2 separate regions of the Homo sapiens genome follow, and region 1 is linked to region 2. The links are chromatin loops, found by intact Hi-C in ENCODE. Cell type or tissue: dorsolateral prefrontal cortex. All regions are shown on one strand. Links, peaks and the distances in the headings refer to the core of each region. The heading gives the core; the rest is flanking DNA. Region 1 overlaps LOC105378920 (a long non-coding RNA gene). Region 2 overlaps LINC01762 (long intergenic non-protein coding RNA 1762).

Region 1 (8,398 bases), core at 1,144-6,143, 120 kb before region 2:
TTCTCCTCTTAAATTTCCTATGATCTTCCCAAGAGGTCTAGATTATTCCTCTTTTTGGCCTACCACTATATCTTGCACGAGTCTCTTTTCATTATGGTACTTAGCACATTATATTAAATTATAATCTTTTGTTTTTCTAAATATCTCCCCCTCTGGACAGAACACTTCAATGGCAGGTACTCTGTCTTATTCATGTTGGTATCAACTGCCCTAGCCCAGTGCATGATGAAGAGTGAGCACTAAATAAATATTATCAATGTAATATTGAAGGTCTATAAAATATGGATCACATTCAACCTTCCCCCCTTTTTATGATTTTAGAATTCTCTTCCCATTTTCCATCTAAGCACCCAAGCTGAAAACATGGGTAATTCTATTAATAAAGTTTATACTCTTCCTCTTCCCCTATAGTCAATGAGTTACCCAACCAAACATTCTGCTTCTTTATTCTCTCTCCAGTGTCAACTACCCTCCATCACCACATTTAGGAAATACAGCAGCCATGTTTTCAACCTCAAAAATTGAGACATAAAATTTTTGTGTCACTTCCACATATGAGATATTCTGAGAAGCAGACAAAAGTTCAAAAACATTGGAATTCTTGAAATATTTCAACAATTTCCAGGGACAGTACTAGAGAATATTTGAAATCATAATGCCACTAAGAATTCAGGTTAGGAGGTCATTTAGCCTTGGTTTTATGGTTCTTGGGCTTCTAAGTTTCAGAACTTAAGTTATTAATCATCTAGGTTACAAAAGACAAATGCATGGACATGAATAACTAAAAATACAATATTATAAATACTAAATAAGTGAAGAGGTAATTGAGAAGAGAAATACAGAGGACATATGACCTGAGCTAGGCTTTTGTTTTTTGTTTTTTGTTTTTTTTTTGAGACAGAGTCTCACTCTGTCACCCAGGATGGAGTGCAGTGGCATGATCTCAGCTTTCTGCAACCTCCACCTCCCAGGTTCAAGTGATTCTTGTGCCTCAGCCTCCCGAGTAGCTGGGATTACAGGCATGCACCACCATACCCGGCTAATTTTTGTATTTTTAATAGAGATGGGGTTTCACCATGTTGGCCAGGCTGGTCTTGAACTTCTGACCTCAGGTGATCGGCTCGCCTCAGGCTCCCAAAGTGCTAGGATTACAGGCATAAGCCACTATGCCCAGCAATTACATGAGCTAGGCTTTCAAGGCCATTGTAATCAAGGTGTGTGCCAGCTCATGCCTGAAGCTACCCATATGGAAATATCCCAATTCCGGTCCCCACTGAGAGAGTTGGATCCTTGTCCACCAGCCAAGATTGAGTAACCAGAGAGAGCGTCTGATCCAAGGGTGTGGTTCATACTTGGGCAGCCTGAGACCTACAACTTGGACCCACATAAAAAGATAATCTGCATCAACCAGATTCCCTTCTGGAATCTGAAATTGAAAAACCAAAATGAGAGAGCTGGCAGCACAGGCAGATGCTAAAAGACTTGCCTCCAGTATTACCTTAAGGTAACGGAGGAACCAGAGAGTCCAGGGCAAGCCAAAACCATAAGTAAGCCAAAGTCATGAGTAGATAGAACGAGCTGGTCAATAGAGGAGCAAACACTCCACATAAGTGACAATAGCATGAGAAAAATAGAGACCATTCAGCCAAAACAAGAGAGGTGGAGCAGCTAGTCCCTGGATCTGCCTTGCAACTTGATATCTTGCCAGCTCTGGTCTAAATCCAGGTATAGCCTTACAGCCACTCATTGAACTTCTTTTCCAGGTGACTGTTTGAGTGCTATTCCTTGCTAGCTAAGAGCTAAAGGAAATGGATTCGACTAGGCAGAGCAGAGGGAAAGAGAAATCCAGGAGCCCAGGTTAGTATGGATGGCAGCATAAAGATGAAATTTCTCATGGACTCCTCAGGGAAGGGTAGAAAGGAAATTATTTTAAGTAGGAGACAAAAGCTACTGGAGCACCTTAAATTTGTAGGCCAAAGTGGTATTTGGTGAATGAATGAATAAATGAATGCATGTGAGTTAAAGCCAAAAAGTAAACAACTTTAAATAACAGGATTGAGACTTCAGACTTGATATCATAGGCAATAGGAAACCACAGCAGTTTGGAACAGGAAGCAGGAGCCATCAATATAGTATTTTTAAAATAATGAATTTTTTGAAAGACATTCCATTTTCCAATGCTGAAGCATGCGTTGTCCCAGCCCCACAATGATGGAGTGAGCATGTAGGAGTAATGTTTGGCCGAGAGAGGAACATGAAAGCAGCCCACTGGTAAATGGAACTGCAAATTAGAATGGCCTGAGGGAGGCTTCCGTCCAGACAGCCCAGAAGCTGAGAAAGACAGCCAAAGATATCTCGCCTAGCATGCAGCTGTGGGAAATGCTGCAACTCTTTCTGACTGTCTGGAAACAGCTATAAGACCACGTGCAAACTCAAAATCAGTTCTAAATAGGCCATTATGACAAGGGCTGTCAGCCCCCTATGGACTTCCATGTAGCACCCAGATGTCACATGTAGACATGTGACAGCTGACTCCTCATTCTCTCCACCAGGCATTTGTAGTAGCTGTCTGTTCATGGCATGTCAACTTGGACACAGATCTCAGCAACTCTTTGAATGCCTCGCCAAGATCCACTCATAGAACATTAATGAACAGTGGAGAATCTCCTGACAGTTTCATGAGGGAGAGAGAAGAAGGACTCCACAGCAAATAATTAAAGAAAAAAAAAAGACCTACTAGACATACATGTTCTGCAAATTCCTCCACTGCTGGACAGCCACCAAGTGTTTCTTTATCAACCCACAATACAGTTTAAATAAAGGCCCACTCCTCCCCCAGCACAGTTTATAGGGCCCACACTCCTTACGATGACAATTGAGGTTATAAATAAAGCACCTTGTTGTTTTTGCACACACATAGCAATAAACATAGGGCTTAATAGCTCCCAACATGGCCCCAGCTATGTCTCCTTGGCCCCATCACTTTGCTCTCTGGCCTCTGTTTCTCATTCTGTAACACAAGAGGCAGAAGTGGGTCCATTTGGGTTAATCCCATCCACCATCCAGTTCTCAATTTGGACTTTACATAGTGGAGAGTGGTTTCCACCCTAAGCAGAGGGGTTTTCCTTCTGCAAAGAACAAAATGAAAGAACTAGGGATGAAGAAGCCACTATATAACCTAGGCATTTGGGCAAGTGGGGGTGGGGAAGCTGGAGAGGAGGGAGGCGGGGCAGGGTCCCAGTGGCAGGGAGGGTGAGCTGAGCACTGGCTGCCCCTCCGCGGGATACGCAGTGATGAGGCCTGCCGAATGCAGAGCATGGAGGAGAAATGGTTTTGTCTGTGCAGCCACCCACGCTCTGACTGCAGTAAGGGTCACACCGGGCTGATGATGACTTTTTGATGGAGTGGACGCAGCACCCTGCAGGGGCCAGCAGTCTTTGGAAGAGAAGCGCTCAGCAGAAAGCACATCCAGCTCACCAGTCTGCTCTTCCCTCTTCTGCTTTCTTTCTCTCCCCACCCTCAAACCCCATCTGGGCTCACTGCAACCTCTGCCTCCCAGGTTCAAGTAATTCTCCTGCCTCAACCTCCCAAGTAGCTGGGATTACAGGTGTGTGACACCACACCCGGCTAATTTTTGTATTTTTAGTAAACATGGGGTTTCACTATGTTGGCCAGGCTGGTCTTGAACTGCTGACCTCATGATCCGCCTGCCTTGGCCTCCCAAAGTGCTGGGATTACAGGCATGAGCCACCACGCCCGGCCTTCTCCTCTCTTTTTAAAGTGTCTCTTCTGGGTGCCGTTTTCATTCTAAGCTATCTATAGCGCCTCAGTAAGGGAGAAGGGGGGAAATCCAACAACAGCCGCAGCCACGTGGCCAGCTTCTGTGGGAACACCTGTGGATGTGTGCTGTTCTGGGCAAGAACAGAACAAAGTTGCTTTTATGTCCTTCTTTCTAAAAGCCTTGTGTGCTTTAGAAGCTGGTTATTATTGCATTATTAAAGCCTCAGTGAGCCGAGGCCAAGGCGAGGGTACTCTACAGCTGTCCCAGGCGGCTTCAGCCAGTGCATACTTCTCATCCTGTGACCTAGCCTGACTCCTGGTTGTCATCCCATTACACCCCAGTGAGAGGGGAGCACTGGGGGAGGACAGAGATGCCAGTCCCTAATTGAAGGTGCCCTGGGCTTCTCACCAAACTGGTCCATCCAGTTCTTAGGAATTATTCTGAGCATAATCCATTTTGCCAATATTGTGTTTCTTAAAGCACCAGCAGCGTAAAGTGAGGAAAAACTGTTGCATAAGGAAATTTCTGAAACCGGATTTCCCTGGGTTTCAGCAAGCACTTGTTCAGGAGAGGTTGGGAGGACCAAATGTTCAGCTTTGTGTGTGTCATGGTTGGGGGCCGTAGACTGGGGACAGCCTAGGGCATTGTTTGCTAAGGGCAAGTTTGCTCCAGTTAGTTACAGATTCCTAGTCACAACACCGTGAGCTTTGTCATCTATCCCAACCTCAACTTTCACAGAGGAGGAGAGGAAACGCACAGAGGCAAGGTGACTGGTCGAAGGTTGCACAGTGGATTGGTGTCCTGCTCAGATAACCGCAGCCTAGACACATGCTGAGCACACGTGGCATTCCTTCTCCAGGTCTGTAAGCACAGATGCCCTTCAAATGGCAGTGCCAGTTTAAGGCTAGTGTTTGGAAAGACAGGCCCCCAGAAGGCATGGACTGTATTTTTCCCTGGTCCTTATGGGACACTTCAGCAAGGTTCAAGCACACTTAGAAACTTATACCTACAGACAAACCCCAGAAAAAAGTAATCAGAGTCACATTCTCTAACCAGCTCCAGTACACTTATTTTCATGCAAATGTGGAGAAACAGCCCAGCCTAAGAGGGAGCAGCATAACAGAACAGCAGAATGAATGCCACCATAGAAGTTTGTGCAGCCCATGGAATCCATAAAAGGCCTGGCTGCGGGGCCCACCAGGGGCTGAAATCCGGCCTGCCCTCCACTAACTGGGCACTGCCCAGGCAAAATGCTCCTCATGTTTCTGGTCTCAGGTCAAGTTTACCCTTGAGTAGTAAAGCTTCCCTCTTTACTGGCCTTCCTCTGCACTTCCCCTTCTACCTCATTCCTGTCCTATCTTCTAAAAGCGTCCCTTAAAAAAAAATTATGTTTTTCTGTTTTACTTTTTAAGCTATAACCACCAAAGTAGTGATGAGCCCTTCATGCACTGCAGTGTTTGAAGCCACTGAGCACATCTTCAGGTCTATTTCACCTCTAAACATGGTCTTCCCATAGTGCATCTGGCTACCTCTGATCACATGCCACTTCCTCCAGGAAGCCTTCCCTGACCCTTCCCCCCTCCCCCACACATCCCACCCCAGTAAGTGAGGACTATCCCCCACCGCAACCTAGGCTAGGCATGCCCTATGGGAGCTCTGAATATGTTGTTGCAAAATGATCTATTTATAAGTTCATCTTCCCCTTAGATCTGCCCTGTTCAATGTGGTAGCCACTGACCACGCATGCCTACTGAGCACTTGAACTGTGTCTAGTCTGAATAGGGATGTGTTGTAAATATCAGATACATACTACATGTGAAATAGTATGAAAGAGATAATATAAAATACCTCAATGATCATGTTTCTCTTGATCATATGGTGGAATAATATTATAGGCTGGGTGTGGTGGCTCACACCTGTTATGATAGCACTTTGGGAGGCCTAGGTGCAGGAGGATCACTTGGAGTTTGAGACCAGCCTGGCGCAACACAAGGAGACCCTGTATCTAAAAAAAATTTTTTTTAATTAGCTGGGCATCATGGCAGGTGCCTATAGTCCTAGCTCCTCAGGAGGCTGAGGCAGGAGGATTGCCTGAGCCCAGAAGGTTGAGGCTGCAGTGAACGATGACTGAGCCACTGCACTCCAACCTGGGTAACAGAGTGAGACGCTGTCCCCAAAATAAGCAAATAAATAAATAAATACATATTTTTAAAAATTTAAAAAAGAGAAACAGAAAAAATAAAAATTAAACAAGATAATATTAGAGAAATATTGAGTTAAATATATGATTAAAATTAATTTCTTCTATTTCTTTTTTTAATGTGACTACTAGAAAAATGTAAATTACCTGTATGGTTTGTATCATATTTCTATTGGATATCTGCTTAGACTATAAGCCTCTAGAGGTCAGGGATCATATCTTACTCATCTTTGCCCTTCCAGCATCTAATACAGACACACATTTGGGTTCTAAGACAGCATATGTAACAATACAGGTGTCACCTTGTGTTGTCACTCTTGCTGCCCACCTGTCTGTCTCTACCAGGATGCTTTCCGCACCTTGGCACAAAGACTGTGCCTCACCTATCAAGTGCTTGGCAAGAGGCAGGTGCAGAATACATGTTAGAGAATGAAGGTAAAGTAAGTATCTGATCTAAATATTCAGGGAGAAAAAAACTTATGATTATTATTTTTAATAGAGATGGGGTCTTGCTATATTGCCCAGGCTGTTCTCAAACTCCTGACCCCAGGTGATCCCAAAGTGCTGGGATTACAAGCACGACCCGCAGTACCTGGCCAATTTTTTAAAAACTTAATCTTGCTTTAATTGTACTTGGGAACCATAGATGTGATATTGATATCTTACAGATAGAAGAACAAAGTGGCTGTAATACCCTGGGTGGGATCTTTCCAAGTTAAGACAAAGGAAGCGCCAGTACATCAGGAGACAGAGTGGCTGGGTTCCAAGGCCAGCAGGCTGTTACGCAAGGGGGAAAACTTCACACACAGTCAATAATTAGAAAAATGATTCTGGGCTGTGGAAACAAACACAGGACAAAGTATATAGAATACAGAGACTAATATTCACAACAATATCAATTAATAGCTTATCATACCCTCTTGAGTACTGATCAATTTGATGTGAATTTCAACTTTAAAAAATCTTAATTTTATTTTCTGAATATAGAAATAAAACTGGCTCGTTGTTTAAAAAAAAAAGGCCCTAATCTCACAATTATATAGAAATGTTTAAAGCAAAAAAAGTCCTTTGTGATACCACTCCAAATGATAATTCAATAACCACTAGTAATAGGTTGGTGTTCTTCCTTCTAGGTTTTTCCTTTATAAAAATTCTTTTCTCTTTATTTTTATATAAAAATAAGGTTATATCCTAAGTATCATCCTGCAACTTAACTTTTGAAACATATGAATATATTGTCAACATCATCCTATGTTAGTACCTATAGCCCTATCTCTTCTTTTAGCTGGAGCATAGCATTCCACTTAGGGAAATACTCCCATTATTGCTGGACATCAGCAATAAAGACAGGCACTTTTTTGTTATTATAAACAGACTGCAACCAACATCCTCGGACATGTCTTTGCAGCTTTTATGTTTCCATAGGAACAAAAATAGTTTCATTATGCCCTAATGAAGACAGTGAAGCAGATCAGAATTGGATCACCTATATTAAAAAAAGAAAAAACAGATTGCAGTGGGAAGGGAGAAAGGGGTTCGTGAAGATAATGGTAGATATTTGGGCTTTGCACATTTTTATAATAATGAAAGAAAAGTCCACTTAGCTTGCATCTCACCTTCTACCTCCATAATTCTAAAGTATTTTTTTAATTTAATTGGAATTAATTTCATCTAAAAATCTCAATTTTGGATTAACCTATGTGAAGTTCAAGAACATTCTCTTACCTGTATGCTGGTAAGAACTGCAATTGGATATATCCTTCTGTCTGGCATCCTCTGGGTCAGTTTCCACTTTTTCCTATTGAGGGACTTACAGGTTCTTTAGTTACACAGGTAACTGTGGTTTGAAATTTAAAACAACAGTATGTCTTTCATAATTCTCCTGAGAAAGAAAAATTCCAACAGTAAACAACGCCACTGGGGTTTCTCCTCCCCCACCAGCTGCATCAAAATGCTGTCCTGGCTTTGTCTTATACTAACAGGGTAGACCAGTCACTAATCTCTCTGAACACACGTCTCCCAACCTGTAAAATGGTTGCTACCTGCTTTGATTCATAACTGTCAAAATTAGAGATAATGTATGTAAAGTACTAGAACAAAGTACATGTTCTAATAATGGGAGCTATTATTTTCAATGGAAACTACTAGGATTAAATAGCCAGAGAAAGAGATAAAAGCAAAAGGTGGTAAGGAGAAAGGAAAATCCGAAGAACGTTTGTAGTAAATTTCAACATTTTTATTGCAGTAACTTTGATACGTGTTTTCTATGATGCTGGGAACTAACATCTCTTAAGCGAGCATTATCTGCCTGCTTCTGTACTAGGTATTTTACATATGTTGTCTTAATTCTAACAACAAATTTGTAAGGCAAGTAGTAGTGTCTTCCCATATTATAGATGAAAAAACTGAGACTCAGA
Region 2 (8,398 bases), core at 1,375-6,374:
CGGTGGGACAGGGTGCAAGGAAGCCAGCCTCTCCTAATAGAAATGGTGGGGCTACAAGCGCTGAATCAGACCTGGGCTCTGCCTCCGGGCCAGGACCTTACACTCACCAGCAGCTGTCAGGCGTAGGGACCTGCTCAGGACCAGTTCTGCTCTGCATCTACATTCCTAGCAACATATGTTGAGTGAACGATGGAGGAGAAGCCAGCTTGAATTAATGAGTGAGTGAATGAATGAATGGATGTGTGTTGAGGATGTGTGTGATGTACCAAGTACTGTAGCAGGCACTGTCACCTACTTCTTCATCATCTGCACAGCAATTCTGTGAAGTGGATGGTCATGCCTATTCAAGGTCAGAGAACTCAGGCAGTTTGCCAAAGAACTAACCCAGTACTCAACCCATGGTTTGGACCTACCAGATAGCTGATAAAAGCTCTATTTTGGGCTTACTATGTGAGGAGTTCATAAGTACTTTAATCTCTCTTTCTTTCCCTTCCTTCCTTCCTTCTTTCCTTCTTTCCTTCCTTCCTCTTTCTTTTTCTTTCTCTCTCTTTCTTTCTCCTTCTTTCTTTCCTTCCTTCCTTCCTTCTTTCTTTCCCCTTCCTTCCTTCCTTCTTCCTCTTTCTTTTGAGATGGAGTCTTCCTCTGTCACCCAAGCTGGAGTGCACTGGTGTGATCATGGCTCACTGCAGCCTCGACCTTCCAGGCCCAGGCAGTCCTTCCACCTCAGCCTCCCAAGTAGCTAGAACTATAGGCGTGGTGTACACCACCACTCCCAACTAATTTGTTTTTTTGTAGAGATGGGGGTCTCACCATGCTGCCCAGCCTGGTCTCAAACTCCTGGGCTCAAGCAATCCTCCCATCTCAGCCTCCCAAAGTGCTGGGATTACAGGCATGAGCCACTGCACACAGCCTAATTTTTTTTTTTTAAAGGTGGTAGGAAAGGAAGAGTTTCAGCACTATTATCTGAACCTAGAGAGGGTCTCTTGGCACTGCGCATGTGCTATGGGATCTACAGTGAAAAATTTGAGAGAGATAGTTACTATATTAAACAAAAGAGTTGGGATCCAGAAGATCTTGAAGGTTTGAAGGAGGAGCTGGAATTAAAGTAATGCCCTACCCCCAATTTTTTCAATTACAAAAATCAAACCAATTCACTTAACGTCCTGTCAGAGTCATTAATCTAACTTTATACAGAGGGGGGAGGAGAGCTTGCAAGAATCAGTAGTGATTCTTGTCATTAATTGGCTATGTCACAGCACTTACCCTGTGGTAGTCTAATTATTAGAGGGAGGGGGCAGGGGCAGGAAAGGATTGGGTACAAGATCAAGATTAATGTAGCTGTAGGGCAGTCCTCAAGGCCAGTAGACTAAACTACAGCACTTGGTAGGTGCCTGAGGAAATTACAGGAGTTACATGGTCATTGCAGGTTCTATCTCGTTGTTCCCATCTTATGAAGATGTAGTGAGGATTAGGTGAAATAATATATTAAGAACTTAATGATGCCTGGTATATAATAAATACTTAATAAATATTAGTCATTGCTGTTTTTTCCAAGTCTTCCATGTTATAAATTTCTGTGATGTATATTTTTATTTACATGAAGTATTTTCCTCTTCAGGTTTATTTTCTTTAGCTAAATTTGCAAAAGTGAGATACCTGAATGAAAGGGTACAAGCACCCTTAGATCTCATGATAGTTCACACATATTATCAAATTACTTTCCTAAATCATTATAATGATATATGCCATGACCAGCCACAAGGGAACCATCACTAGCACTGGTTCTTTTTTTTTTTTTTCTTTTTTGAGATAGAGTCTTGCTCTGTCACCCAGGCTGGAGTGCAATGACTGCAACCCTTCACACCCCGGGTTCAAGCGATTCTCCTGCCTCAACGCCCCGAGTAGCTGGGATTACAGGTGTATGCCGCCACGCCCAACAAATTTTTATATTTTTAGTAAAGATAGGGTTTCACCATGTTAGCTAGGCTGGTCTCGAACTCCTGGCCTCAGGTGATCCACCCAACTCAGCCTCCCAAAGTGCTAGGATTACAGGCATGAGCCATCATGCCCGGCCACACTGGGTATTATTATTGATTTTTATTTATAATAATTGGATTGATTTTTAGGGTTGATCCTTCTACAAATACCTATCCAGAGAAGCAGTGGGCTGAGTTTAGCTGGATACAGGGTAGGGCCAACCAACCCAACTAGAATGGAACTGAAGGCAGGAAAGGGCCTCTCAGGTCAGGGAAGACTGATAAGAAAACTAGCAAGGATATGACCATTCTCAGGTGCTCACAGCAGGAAGGAGTGGAGCCATAAGATGCACACTGACCCCGCATCAGGAATGCTGCAGATAAACCCAGATAAGAATGAGAGACTTCTGAGGCCTGAATAGTTTGTTCAAGGAAGAAAGAAAGGACCAGTGGCAGGCAAGAAAAGCTCACAGAAGCCCAGCCCGTGTTGCCTGGCAGGAGAGGTGATAAAAGGAAGGGTCCCCAAATTACACCTTTCTGCAGAGGAATAAGAAGAAGAAACCTGTTGGGAAATCCAGGGACACGATACCTTATAAGGACTTCTGGTCACCGGAACTTGGTACTTTTCTGTTGTTTAAGCCACTCAGTTTGTGGAACTTCGGTAGGCGGCCCCAGCAGACAATGCAAAGGTCCTCCTGCATCTAGCCTGCTTTCATCCCTCTCCTCAGCTCTCAGTATTGCCCCTCATTCACTCTCCTAGCACAGCCGACCTCCTCCTAGTGTATGGAGACACTAGGCACACCTCCACTTTGGGCACTTTTCAGGGCTGTTCCCTCTGCCTGGAACTTCCTTCTCCCCAAACCTGCCTGACTCCCTCCTACACCTCCTTCAGATCTTTACATCAATGTCACGTTCTTAATAAGGCTTTTCTTGACCACTTTGTTAAACATTGGACCTTCCCCTACTCCCACCTTCTGGTTCCTCTTACCCTGCTCTGTTCTTTTTCCTGACAGCCCCAGCCCCTCTGACATACTATACTATTATACTCTCCTTGTTTGTCACGTTTATTGTTTCTTGTCTGTCTCACTGCATTGGAAGTTGCATGACATGATGCTAGGAATTTTTGTCTGTTTTGATCACTGATTCCTCTCAAGTGTCTTGCACAGTGTTTGACACTTAAAAGGCACTCAACTGATGAACAAATGAATGGTCTTGAGTGGCTGATGTGTGTGTGAGGTGTGTGTGTGTGTGTGTGATTTCAGTGCTTACTCTATGTCTACCCCATGCTAAGCACTGCTTGAATGCCCATGGAAACCTCTTAACAATCCTATGGGGCAATAATGATTATCTTCATCTTACGTAAACAAGGAAACCAAGACTCACAGAGACTAAGAATCTTGCCTATGCTTCTTCTGTAAGTTGGCACATCAGAGTCCATATTCACACTCCAGGCTTTCCAATCCCAGTGCCACACTGGTTTCTTGCTGGGCATTGGCAAGGGCTCTGTTCAGGAAAATGCCCCATGCCCCGTTTCCTAGGGATCAGGGTAGTAGCCCAGGGCAGCTGCAGCCCAAGGCAAGTGTTTCTAGAGTGGCCCTGAGCCACAGCTGGCTACCACCCAGCTGGTGATGGCTCAGGCTTCCAGGCTTGGCTCACTGATGATCAGCAGGGTCCAGATCACCCTGGATCTGCCACTCACACGTGTGTCTGGGAGGGTGAGAGAAAGGGAAGATAAGAGAGGGCAGTAAATGAGGGCAGGGAGCAGCAGGCTATTGAAATTCTACACTCACTAGGAGCCAAGTGGGCCGGGAGGCTGGTATTACTGGCTGTGCTCAGCGGGCACCCAGTGGGCAGAAATCCCATTGCCCAGTTCTCCTGGGGCGGGGGTTGAAGGGCAGACTGTAACTCTGTAGTTGTATTGTGATGGCGAAGGAGGAAACAAGAGCAGCTGATCCGGCCTGGATCAGGAGTGCCCACGTGCAAACAGACAGGCCTTTGTGTCCTGGGCCCAGACAACAGGCTGCATTCTTCCCCCACCTCAGTGACGTCCTTCACGAACATGTCCTCAGAGTGCGTTTTCAAAGGATTAATCAGCTAAGGATCAGATGACACGGCATTCCCTGTTACCCACTCTTTGCTGTAGCTGTGCCTTCACTTGTCTCTGAGCACAGAGTGGGGGGCCAGCCCCAGCCCTGCCCTTGGGGTGCTTACAGTGGGCCCCAGGTAGCTGCAGGCCTCAGAGATCTCAGCTGTCAGAATCTCAGAACACAGGAGCTGAAAGGGCCCAAGAGCAAGTCTGTCCCCTGCTTTTTATTGGAGAGGTGATGGAGTAAGCGATAGGGCCATCACTGGGACCCAGGGCTCCTGCCCCTGACAGCAGTGTCATCTGGTAGGAGCGTTAAGCTGCCCCACAGTCTGGCAGTTACATCAGCCCCCACCAAAGGACCTAGATCACCTCCTGGAGAAGCCTGAGGGAGATGGGTTCTTGATGAAGGTAGACTTAATTCTCACTAGGCTTGATTCTGACTGGTTTCCAAAGCAAATGGCTTTCCTTGCCCAAGCCAAAAGCAGGAGACAGGAAACACCCAAGGATGTTTATTGCTGTCCTGCTTAACCACACTGTGGGACTCCCGAATGATCAGTTACCTTGTGAAATGCTTCTTTCTCTAGATGGACAAAAATGTCCCTTGGATACTAAAACGGCCATCTTCCCTGGCTTTTTGAGATCATGCTCTCAGAAATTAGAAGACTTGGGTTCTGCTTCCAGGTATGGCAACTTCAGACTGCAAAATCATAGAAAAGAAGCTCTCCTAACCCCTAATAACCACTGATCTGTTCTCCATCTCCATAGTTTTATTTTTTTCAAGAATGTCCTATAAATGGAATAATTCAGTATGTAATCTTTTTTTACCTTCAACTTTTAATTTTGAGATAAATGTAGGTTATGCAGTGGTAAAGAATAATACAGAGATTCTATGCGCACTTTACCCAATTTCCCTTAATGATATTGCAAAACTATAAGGTTGAGATATAGAATATTTCCAACAGCACAAGGATTCCTCATTGTCCTTTTATTCCCACACTCACTTCCTTTCCACCCCCACCGACTCCTTAATCCCTGGCAATCACTAATCTAGTCTCCATTTCTAAAGTCTTGTCATTTCGAGAATGCCATATTTAAGGAATCATACTGTATGTAACCTTTTGTGATAGGATTTTTTCACTCAGCATAATTCTCTGGAAATGCATCTAGATTATTGTCTGTATTATCGGTCATTCCTTTTTCCTGCTGAGTATTATTCTGCAGTGTGGATGTACCAGAGTTTGTTTAACCATTCACCCATTGAAGGATATCTGGGCTGTTTCCAGGTTTTGGCTACCATGAATAAAGCTATTGTAAACATTAGTCTACAGGATTTTGTATGAACATTTGTCTTCATTTCTCTGGGATAATTGCCCAGGAGTGTAATTGCTGGGTCATACGGTAGTTACATGTTTAGTTTTTAAAGAAACTGACAAATCATTTTCAGATTGGTTGTAACATTTTTTACTTTCCTGCCAGCAATATGTGAGTAGTCCAGTTTCTCTACATCATCATCAGCATTTAATGTTACCACGATTTGTTTTTAGCCATTCTGATAGGTGTGTGGTGATAAAATTGTCATCTTAATTTTCTTTTCCCTAATGGCTGATGATGTTGAACAACTTTTGATGTGCTATTTACCATTTGTATATCTTTTTCAGTGAAATGTCTGTTTATGTCTTTTGCCCATGATCTAATTGGATTATTTGCTTTTTTATTGTTGAGTTTTGAGAGTTCTTTATATATTCTAGATACTAATCATTTGCTGCATATGTGATTTGTAAATATTTTCCTCCATTCTGTAGCTTGTCTTTTCATCGTTTTAACAGGAGCTTTTATAGAACAAAAATTTTAAATTTTCATTAAGTCCAACTTATCATTTTTTCTTTCATGATTATGTTTTTGGTATTAAGTCTGAAAACTCTTTGCCTAGCTGTAGACCTCAAAGATTTTCTCCTAGTTTTGGGGTAAAAGTTTTATATTTTTGTGTTTTACATTTAAGTCCATGATCTATTTTGAGTTAACTTTTGCTTAAGGGTGTGAGACTTAGGCCAATATTGGTTATTTAGTTGGTTGGTTGGTTGGTTGGTTGATTGATTGATTATAGGTGCCTATAGGTGTCCATTGGTGACAGCATCATTTGTTGAAAGGCTTTCCTTTCTCTATGCAGTTGCTCTTGACTCTTGTTAAAGTCAGTTGGGCATAAAATGTCCAGAATAGGCACATTTATTGAGGCAGAAAATAGACTAGTGGTTGGTCTAGGGCTATGGGGGAAGTTGCAGAAAAGTATGGGTCACTGATAAAGGGTACAAAGTTCTTTGGGGGGTAATAAAAGTGGTCTAATATTGATTGTGGTGATGGTAGCATGACTCTGAATATATTAAAAACCACTGGGTTTTACATTTTAAGTAGGTGAGTTGTATGGTGTGTGAACTATATCCCAGTAAAGCTGTGACCAAAAGAAATCAGTTTGGCATATTTGTGTGGGTCTATTTCTGGTTTCTGTATTCCATTCAATCGGTCTATGTGTCTATTACTTTGCCAATACCACAAAGACTTGATCACTGTAGCAGTACAGTAAGTCTTAAAATGTGGCAGATGGTTTCCTTTCACTTTATTTATTTTTTCCAAAATATTTTAGCTAGTCTAGTTCCTTTGCCTTTTCACATAGATCTTAGAATGATTCTATCCATGTCTGCAAAAATCTTATCAGGGTTTGGATAGGTACTGCCGATCCTCTGTATCAATTGGTTTCACATCTGTAGATTCAACCAACCAAGGATCAAAATATTTTTTAAATAAAAAATAACAATGCAACAATAAAAAATACAAATAACAATACAACATATCAACTATTTACATACATTTAATTGTATTAGGTATTATAAGTAATCTAAAGATGATTTAAAGTATATGGGAGGCTGTGCTTAGGTTTTATGCAAATACCATGCCTTTTTATTGAGGGACTTGAGCATCCAAGGATTTTGGTATGGAGGAGGGTGTCCTGGAGCCAATTTCCTGAAAATATCGAGAGATAATTGTATCGCAATAAGTGTATATCAATTTGGGAGAAATTGACATCTTTGTTAAATTTTCCAATTCATGTTGTGCAGGAGATGGGTTTTCTGAATATATATGTAGGAAATATATATAGGAAATATATATATATTAGAAATATATATAGGAAATATATATATATTAGAAATATATATATAGGAAATATATATATATTAGAAATATATATATAGGAAATATATATATATTAGAAATATATATATAGGAAATATATATATATTAGAAATATATATAGGAAATACATATATATAGGAAATGTATATTTTATATTTATATATATATATATATATATATATATATATATATATATATATATACAAAATTTCCAATTCATGAACATGGCATGTCTCTGCATTTATTTAGATGATTTCTTTCATCAACGTCATGTGATTTTCTGAATTTAAGTTTTGTACATTTTGTTAGACTTACCTAAGTATTTATTTTTTTAAGGCTATTGTACATGATATTGTATTTTTAATTGTAGTGTTCAAGTCTTCACTGCTAGTATATAGATGTATGACTGATTTTTGTATGTTTGTCTCGTACCGTTACATTGCTGAATTAATTGATTAGTTTTGGATGTTTTTTTGTGGATGCCATGTCATTTCTAGGCAAATAAGCATTTCATCTGAAATAGAAACAGTTTTATTTATTCCTTTCTGATCTATATGCCTTTTATTCTCTTTTCTTGCCTGATTAAACTGGCCAGAACTTCCAGCACTATGTTGAATAAGAGTGATGAGAGCACACATCCTTGTTTTGTTGCTGATATTAGGAACAAAGTATTCAGTCTTTACAATTAGGTATAATGTTAGCTGCAAGTTTTTCGTAGATGCTTTTTATCAAGTTGAAGTTTCTTTCTATTATTGTTTTTCAAAAAAACTTTTTATCATGAATAGGCATTTAATTTTGTTGAATGCTTTTTCTTTTACATCAGTTGATATGATCATCTAATTTTTCTCCTTCTTTTTTAGTCTGTTAACATAGTGAATTACATTGATTGCGCCAGCCTTATATTTCGGGAATGAACTCTAATTGGTGACTTTTTATATATTGCTAAATTCTATTTAGCAACAGAATACTTCTTTTTATATATTGCTAAGTTCTATTTCCTATTTTCTTAGAAATTTTGCATCTGTATTCATGAAAGATATTGTTCTGTAATATTCTTTTTTTGTACTGTCTTTGTCTGGTTTTGGTATGCAGGTAATACCAGCTTGATGAAATAAATTGGGGTGGGTTCCTTCCTATTTTATTTTCTGGA

The links. Hi-C counts contacts between places; a loop is a spot of excess contacts. Peaks named below come from ENCODE experiments on the same cell type or tissue, not always from the same donor. Only the 100,000 strongest peaks of a DNase experiment are listed, where the experiment ranks them.
Region 1: it touches region 2 in a loop (23-fold over the local background); 1 of 110 quality-filtered maps calls a loop at or near these places.

Annotation. Positions count from the first base shown.
Region 1 is chr1:116,307,977-116,316,374 of GRCh38, forward strand. LOC105378920 (a long non-coding RNA gene) reads right to left here. Exons shown (of 5, transcript XR_001738197.2): 3 at 7,707-7,863. Among named protein-coding and RNA genes, the nearest start is that of ATP1A1, 61 kb to the right of the region's middle. In dorsolateral prefrontal cortex, for the core only: no CTCF peak of the experiment used is centred there; DNase peaks (open chromatin) are centred at 2,321 and 3,875; H3K27ac peaks cover 3,113 bases.
Region 2 is chr1:116,429,727-116,438,124 of GRCh38, forward strand. The region is part of intron 2 of LINC01762 (long intergenic non-protein coding RNA 1762); the gene reads right to left. Among named protein-coding and RNA genes, the nearest start is that of ATP1A1-AS1, 15 kb to the left of the region's middle. In dorsolateral prefrontal cortex, for the core only: no CTCF peak of the experiment used is centred there; a DNase peak (open chromatin) is centred at 3,865; H3K4me3 peaks cover 1,195 bases; H3K27ac peaks cover 3,605 bases.